2 separate regions of the Mus musculus genome follow, and region 2 is linked to region 1. A link is a loop called in an ENCODE intact Hi-C map of the cell type or tissue named here. Cell type or tissue: gastrocnemius. All regions are shown on one strand. Each heading gives the region's core, and the rest is flanking DNA. Links, peaks and the distances in the headings are about the cores only. Region 1 overlaps Grk1 (G protein-coupled receptor kinase 1). Region 2 overlaps Tmem255b (transmembrane protein 255B).

Region 1 (2,908 bases), core at 137-2,636:
GTGTGACTGAGTATGCACACGGGGGGGGGTCTTTATGTGTAAGCCCATGCGTGGATATGCACGAGCCTGTATGTGCATGTGCACCTGTGCACATATGTGCATCTGCACGTATCTGTACATGTATGTAGGCACACAGCTCCCTCTGTGTGAAGCATGCATGTATGTGTATGAAGGTACCTCTCAGTATGCATGCACCCATGACAGTCTCTGTGTGCACACATGCAAATACGTGTGTGCATCTTCACAAATGTGTCTTTGTGTATGTACATGTCTATAAGCACATCTGTATATGTGCTATTTCATGCATATATATATATATATATATATGTATGTATGTGTGTGTGTGTGTGTGTGTATACCTATGTGTGAATGTGTACAGGCACCTCTGTGTGTATGCTTAGTACACGTATCTGTGCACACATGGGCATGCGTCTCTGTGTGTATAGGTTTTGTGTACACCACTCTTGAACACATATGAGTGACTGTAGATGTATCTGTGTCTAAGTGTACATACACATGCAGACCTGTGTGTTCTTCTGCCTTCGTCCCCCTCAGAGGAAGGGTGAGAGGCAGCACGCATAGAGGAAAGCAGAGACTCGAGTCAGCTGGAGCAGGTGCGAGGTCCAGGCCCATACTTCCTGGCTCTGTGACCTCAGATGGTGTCCTTAGTCTGTCAGAGTCTTTGGCTTTAACACTTACCACATGGGCGTATGAGGCTGTGACGTGACCATTGCATACCCGGCATTTGCATGCTTTAGATATCTGCACTTGAGTCTCCCTTTCTCCATATTCTGGATGGTCTTGTATTCAGGCTGAGTTCTGACAGGACTTCTTAGATGTGTATCTTCTTCCCTGGGCTATCTGGGATGTAAACAGAGTGGCGACAGGATCCTGCTTTGTGCCTTAGGTACCATCTGAGAGTGTCCCTGATGCCATGGTGGGTAGAGAGACAAGAACGTTCCCCTTCGACTTTGGAGTAGGACAAATCCATACTGACCCCCGGGCGGTGGTGCTTGTCTAGCCTTGGTAGCTGGTTGGTGGGTGCTGAGGGCTCTGTGCAGGCACGGGGTGAAGGAGATCTGAGAAAAGGATTCTGGAAACAGCTTGGCTTGAAGCCACTGCACAGCCTCGTGAAGACATGGCTGTGCTTTCTTTCATGAGATAGCTCAAACTTTACTTGGATCTCCTCAGTTCACTACAAGTCCCGGATTTGCTGGAGCAAGATTTAAAGAACCTCAAGACTAGAACTGGTCCCTTTCTGGACTGCTGGCCCAGCTTGGCCAGTAGAGGGCGCCATTGCTTGCCTAATCTTTACCTTCCTGAGCTTACTGAGATGCAGTGGCAACCCTACCTCGTAAATCCTTTGCCTGGGACCACAGTGTAAATCCTGACCGCAGTGTAGGCTCTGGAAATGCTGAGTTAGGGTGCAAACTAGAAGCTTGCATTCCAGGAGACAATGAGACAAGAAACACACTTGCTCCCTCATCCAGTGACCCATGGGTGCTGGCTCTGGAACAACAATATTCTTTGTAAAAACCCAAAACATGAAGGCAAAGGGTGGCATGGTCAGAGTATAGTCTGACACTACCGGGGGTGGCACTGGGTGGACACTGGTGGCATCCTGAAGTGGAGAGGTGGTGCGCGTGGCTCCGGAAAGGGATGCTGGACAATTCACCTTCCAGAAGGGCTAGGAGTGCAGGAGCAATTCCATGGCCTGTTACATGGGGCGGAGAAGCCAACAGAATGGGCGGGAGGAGATGGTCTATACACTGGGTTGCAGACGCTGGGTACTAATATGTGTGGTGGGTTGTAAGGGGTTGAGATTTTCATGAAAATGGTCTGGTTGTGAGCAGGCAGCTAGGAGGACCAGGGAGGCCACGCTTGTGGAGAAGGCCACACAGTGGCTATGCTATCAGGTGCTGTTCTTTGAGTGCATTCAGCTATAGCTTCACTGTAGGTAATAAAAGAAGGTTCAAGGAACAAAGTGACTGAGGACAGCATAGGACTGTGACCCCATCACCCGTGTTCCTCAGGCTTTGGCCACAGCGCCTGGGTCACTGGGCTCACTCTGGATTACAGGACACAGAGCTCACGTCTGTATCCTTATAAGAGGAGAGTGAGAAGGTCCCAGCAGCATCTGTCACGTTCGTCTAACCCAGGAGTCACACACAGCATAAGCACACTGTCCTGAATCTGAGTGGAGGCTTCATATCCCACATTAGTGAGATTCCTGACCCCGGCAATTCTGCTCCTAGGAATCTTTGGCTAGGCTGGAAGACGTTTTTGGTTGTTAGCACTGTGGGCATCCAGTGGGTAGTGGCCAGGGTAATGCTCAATGTCCTGAAATGACAACAAAGAGGTTTTTGGCCTCCAAGTCACTGGTGGGGAGACCACTCACTCCCCTGGGGGTAGGGTATCACTAGAGCCTCAGTAGGGCTGTGAGTACTGGGTAGGAGCCACGCTGTGGGAAAGCAGGTGCATCTATGAACCTACATATGTTCGTGGCGGCAGGTTTCATGGCCCCTGAGCTCCTGCGAGGTGAAGAATACGACTTCTCTGTGGACTACTTTGCCCTGGGGGTCACATTGTACGAGATGATCGCAGCCAGAGGACCCTTCCGAGCCCGAGGAGAGAAGGTAGGTGCCGTCTGGCAGGAACCCCTGAAAGGGTCCATTCTGGGGCAGACATGGATGGGTTGGGTTGTGCCAAGGACTATATAAGGAGCACAGGCTCTGGGTTCCTGGTCCTGCAGGATATTCTGTCCCAAAGCCTGCCTGTTCTTGAGACCTGAGAGTAGAGCTGTTGGAAGATTCTAACTGTCTTTGCACACCACGGCCAGCAGGTGGCAGAGCAAACATGCTCTAGCTGAGACTGGACCTCTCTCCCTGGTTTGACAGTGGCTTCTATC
Region 2 (2,908 bases), core at 238-2,737, 50 kb after region 1:
CAAAGTCACTGATTAATTACATCTGAAAAATAACTTCCTTAAACTTCTAGACTATGGCTGACCACATTTGGCTGCTACCACAATAATCACCATGCTGTGTTGGGAATGTTAATGGTCTTGCTGTCTTTAGTGAGTGTCAAGTCCTGGCTGTAGTTGTCCCTGGATCTTCTAGTTAGTGCTAGTGAAAGCTGACTGGGCTAAGCAGGCCAACCAAGCCAGGAGTTTGGAGACCTTCCTGTGTCCCCAACAGCTTTAGAAGCCAGGTCTGTGTCAATCAGATGCTGTCCAGGCTGACATCTGACGTCTCTTGGCTGTTCTAGACTGGAGAGGCCTTCTGAGAGGCCCGATGAGCCGGTGCCTCCTGGTCTGGTAAGCTGCTGGGTCAAGGTGGTGCTGGTGTATATGCTGGACAGCGTAGCTGAGTCCCCCCACCTGCTGATCGAGGACGCCTCTCTGTTTAATTGCAGCCCTCCAGTGCCCCGCCAGCCTCGGCCTCTGCTGACCTCTCTCTGCCTGAGGACACAGAGTCTCCCTCCCAGTGCCAGCCCAGCCGTGGGTGTTCCCATGCTCCTTCACCCTGCACACCAGCCTACTTCCTCCCAGGGGAGAAGCCACCCCCCTACGCACCCTGACACAGAGGAGGTCGTAGACTAAAAAGTAATGTGGTTTGGGTTTTTCCCAAAATATAACAACAAAATAAAGCCGCATATAGAAAGCCCGCTTCTGCAGCCAGCCTCATAGAGAATTCCAAAAGGATCGCAAAGCTGTTGGCCTTCCCTTGGGCACACCCTCTCCAGCACAGGTCAGGGCCAGAGGCAGGAGCAGAGCTAGCTAGCCGACTGGCCCCATGCCACCTCTGCTGTTCACTGCCTCTCCCTACGTGAAGACCAGCAGCAAACCGTACTAGACCCCAGCAGCCTCCTCATCTGGAAGGACTTCTCTGCATGGACCATCGCTCAGAGTTCCGTTTTGCCCTTACCATGGTGATGGCTATCACCCTGCAAAGAGAAGGTAGCCAGGCATTTCTTTCAATGAGGGTTGTTCCCTCAGGACATGTGTTACAGGTTGACAGACTTCTGTGAGCACGTCTCTGAGAAGGAAACTAGCTTTTGAGTTCTGCCTCTGTGCAAGCTCTCCCTTTTGGTAGACTCTGGATCTCACACTTGCTTCTCCCTGTAATGCGCTGTTGCTTTGTGGCCACTGATTTAGTCATTGATTAGATGTTGTGTGGCTACCTCACCAGCCTGCCTTTCCCTCTCTAAGGCTGGACAGAACTAGCAGTTTGGGGTGGAGGACCTGCTCCAGCGCCCCCTGCTGGCCAAGTCCACGCTGTCCAACAGAAGATCTTACCAAAGCAGGCTAGAAGAGGTTTTCTAAACAGTTTCCTACAAAAGACCCACAACACAATTTCCAAGCAGAGAGGTGATAAGTCTGTCTGTGCAGAAGCTGTGCTGCAAACCCAAGAGCCGCACACTGGTCCCAGAAGTGCTGAGACAGTCACTGGTCTGAGGACTGCTAACTGTGCACGACCCTTCTTATTGAGTTTGGCCTTGGAGCCTGAGGATGAGAGAGTCTTGGTTTCTGTTTGATGATGACTGACCTTGGATCCAGCACAGTTGCTTCCCTACACCCTCCAGGAGCCTGGCTTCAGCCTCCCTAGGACCCCGGATAAATATCCATAATAATCTGCCAACTTATATTTACACCACTGTATGTACTAAGATATTTAATACCTCCCAGGACCACAGTTTCAGAGGCTGTTGTGAAAGCTTCCGTGGAGTTGCACTTGAGGGCAATAGGCCAAAACCATCCCTGGACTTTGGAGGGCGCCTCGGGCACGGCTCCTCAGCGGGGTCAGGGGTCAGTTGGCTCTGTCCCTTGCCTTGGCATCTATCCAGAGGGAGTACAGTTAAGTAGCTCTCACAGGGGACGTGCTACAGTGCTGGCTGAGGACGAACGCATTCTACACGACAATGGCAAGATTCCTGTTCCTTGTGGGGTGAGGTTCAGGAAGATGTGGGTGGCCAGAGGTACAGAGAGGTATCCTTGATGAAGACACACACAGTAGGCTGCTTCCCTCCCCCCCTCCCCCCAGGACTGGGACGAAGGTTGCCTCACCTGTGTAGTGATTGTAAAGACAAGAGCCAAGCTCTGGAGGCTGCTGAAAGCGAGGGTCTGTAAGGCATCGGTGCCTCCCTGGTGCAGGGTCTCACACCCTCTCTCTAGCTCTTTTTAGATTCCATCTCCCTAGTTTTGTATTCAGTAGTCCTGTGCCCTGGGCCCAAGGGACTCGACCTCTGAAGGCCATAAGGCTGGCCCTAGGGCCTTTGCAGACCAACAAAACTGCATGTCTGGGTATAGAGCCCGTGCCCACTGGAGCCAAGAACTATTAAGAAACATTGAACTCCCAAGGTTAACAGTCTTGCTCCTTGCCACAAATATGTCTGTCTTCCTCATTCCAGCCACAGAGAATGTAAGGCCCTGCACCCCAGTCTCCAGAGCAGCCCTCCCCAACCCACACTAATCTACAGTGTGGCCGGATATGCCGACAGTGTCCTTGCCTTTGTGTGGACGAGGCTGGAAAGCCAGCTGGAGCCTGCATGTTCAGTGGCTCATCCCTCCATGGCTTTGCCTCTTCGAATACTGCTCAAGGGTCTGCCCTGTGCTTGGCTTCTGCTCTGGGTGGTAAGATTTGCTCATGGCCACTCATTTTGTCACCAAATCTATCAGTTGCTGCTGCTTTTGGTTTGATGGAAGATGGGGTTGCTTCTGGGTCTGTGCTATGGCACCTGCTGATTGCTCTTGTGAGAGAGCGGGGGGCAAGTATGGGGTGGGCCATGCTCCACTGGTGAAAGACACTGAGCTGAGTTCTTTCACCTTACCAGATCAGCTGGAGTTGGGGTTCCAC

Evidence for each region. Peaks named below come from ENCODE experiments on the same cell type or tissue, not always from the same donor. Only the 100,000 strongest peaks of a DNase experiment are listed, where the experiment ranks them.
Region 2: a loop joins it to region 1, with 6 times the contacts of the local background. A loop is called at or near these places in 22 of 42 quality-filtered maps.

What each region holds. Positions count from the first base shown.
Region 1 is chr8:13,410,538-13,413,445 of GRCm38, forward strand. It overlaps Grk1 (G protein-coupled receptor kinase 1), which reads left to right. Exons shown (of 7, transcript NM_011881.3): 5 at 2,512-2,636. Among named protein-coding and RNA genes, the nearest start is that of Grk1, 6.9 kb to the left of the region's middle. In gastrocnemius, for the core only: a CTCF peak has its summit at 1,283 (motif pointing right); a DNase peak (open chromatin) is centred at 1,296.
Region 2 is chr8:13,460,738-13,463,645 of GRCm38, forward strand. Tmem255b (transmembrane protein 255B) reads left to right here. Exons shown (of 9, transcript NM_001143671.1): 9 at 468-715. The coding sequence ends at 632. Among named protein-coding and RNA genes, the nearest start is that of Tmem255b, 27 kb to the left of the region's middle. In gastrocnemius, for the core only: a CTCF peak has its summit at 1,324 (motif pointing left); DNase peaks (open chromatin) are centred at 845, 1,305 and 1,871; H3K27ac peaks cover 1,650 bases.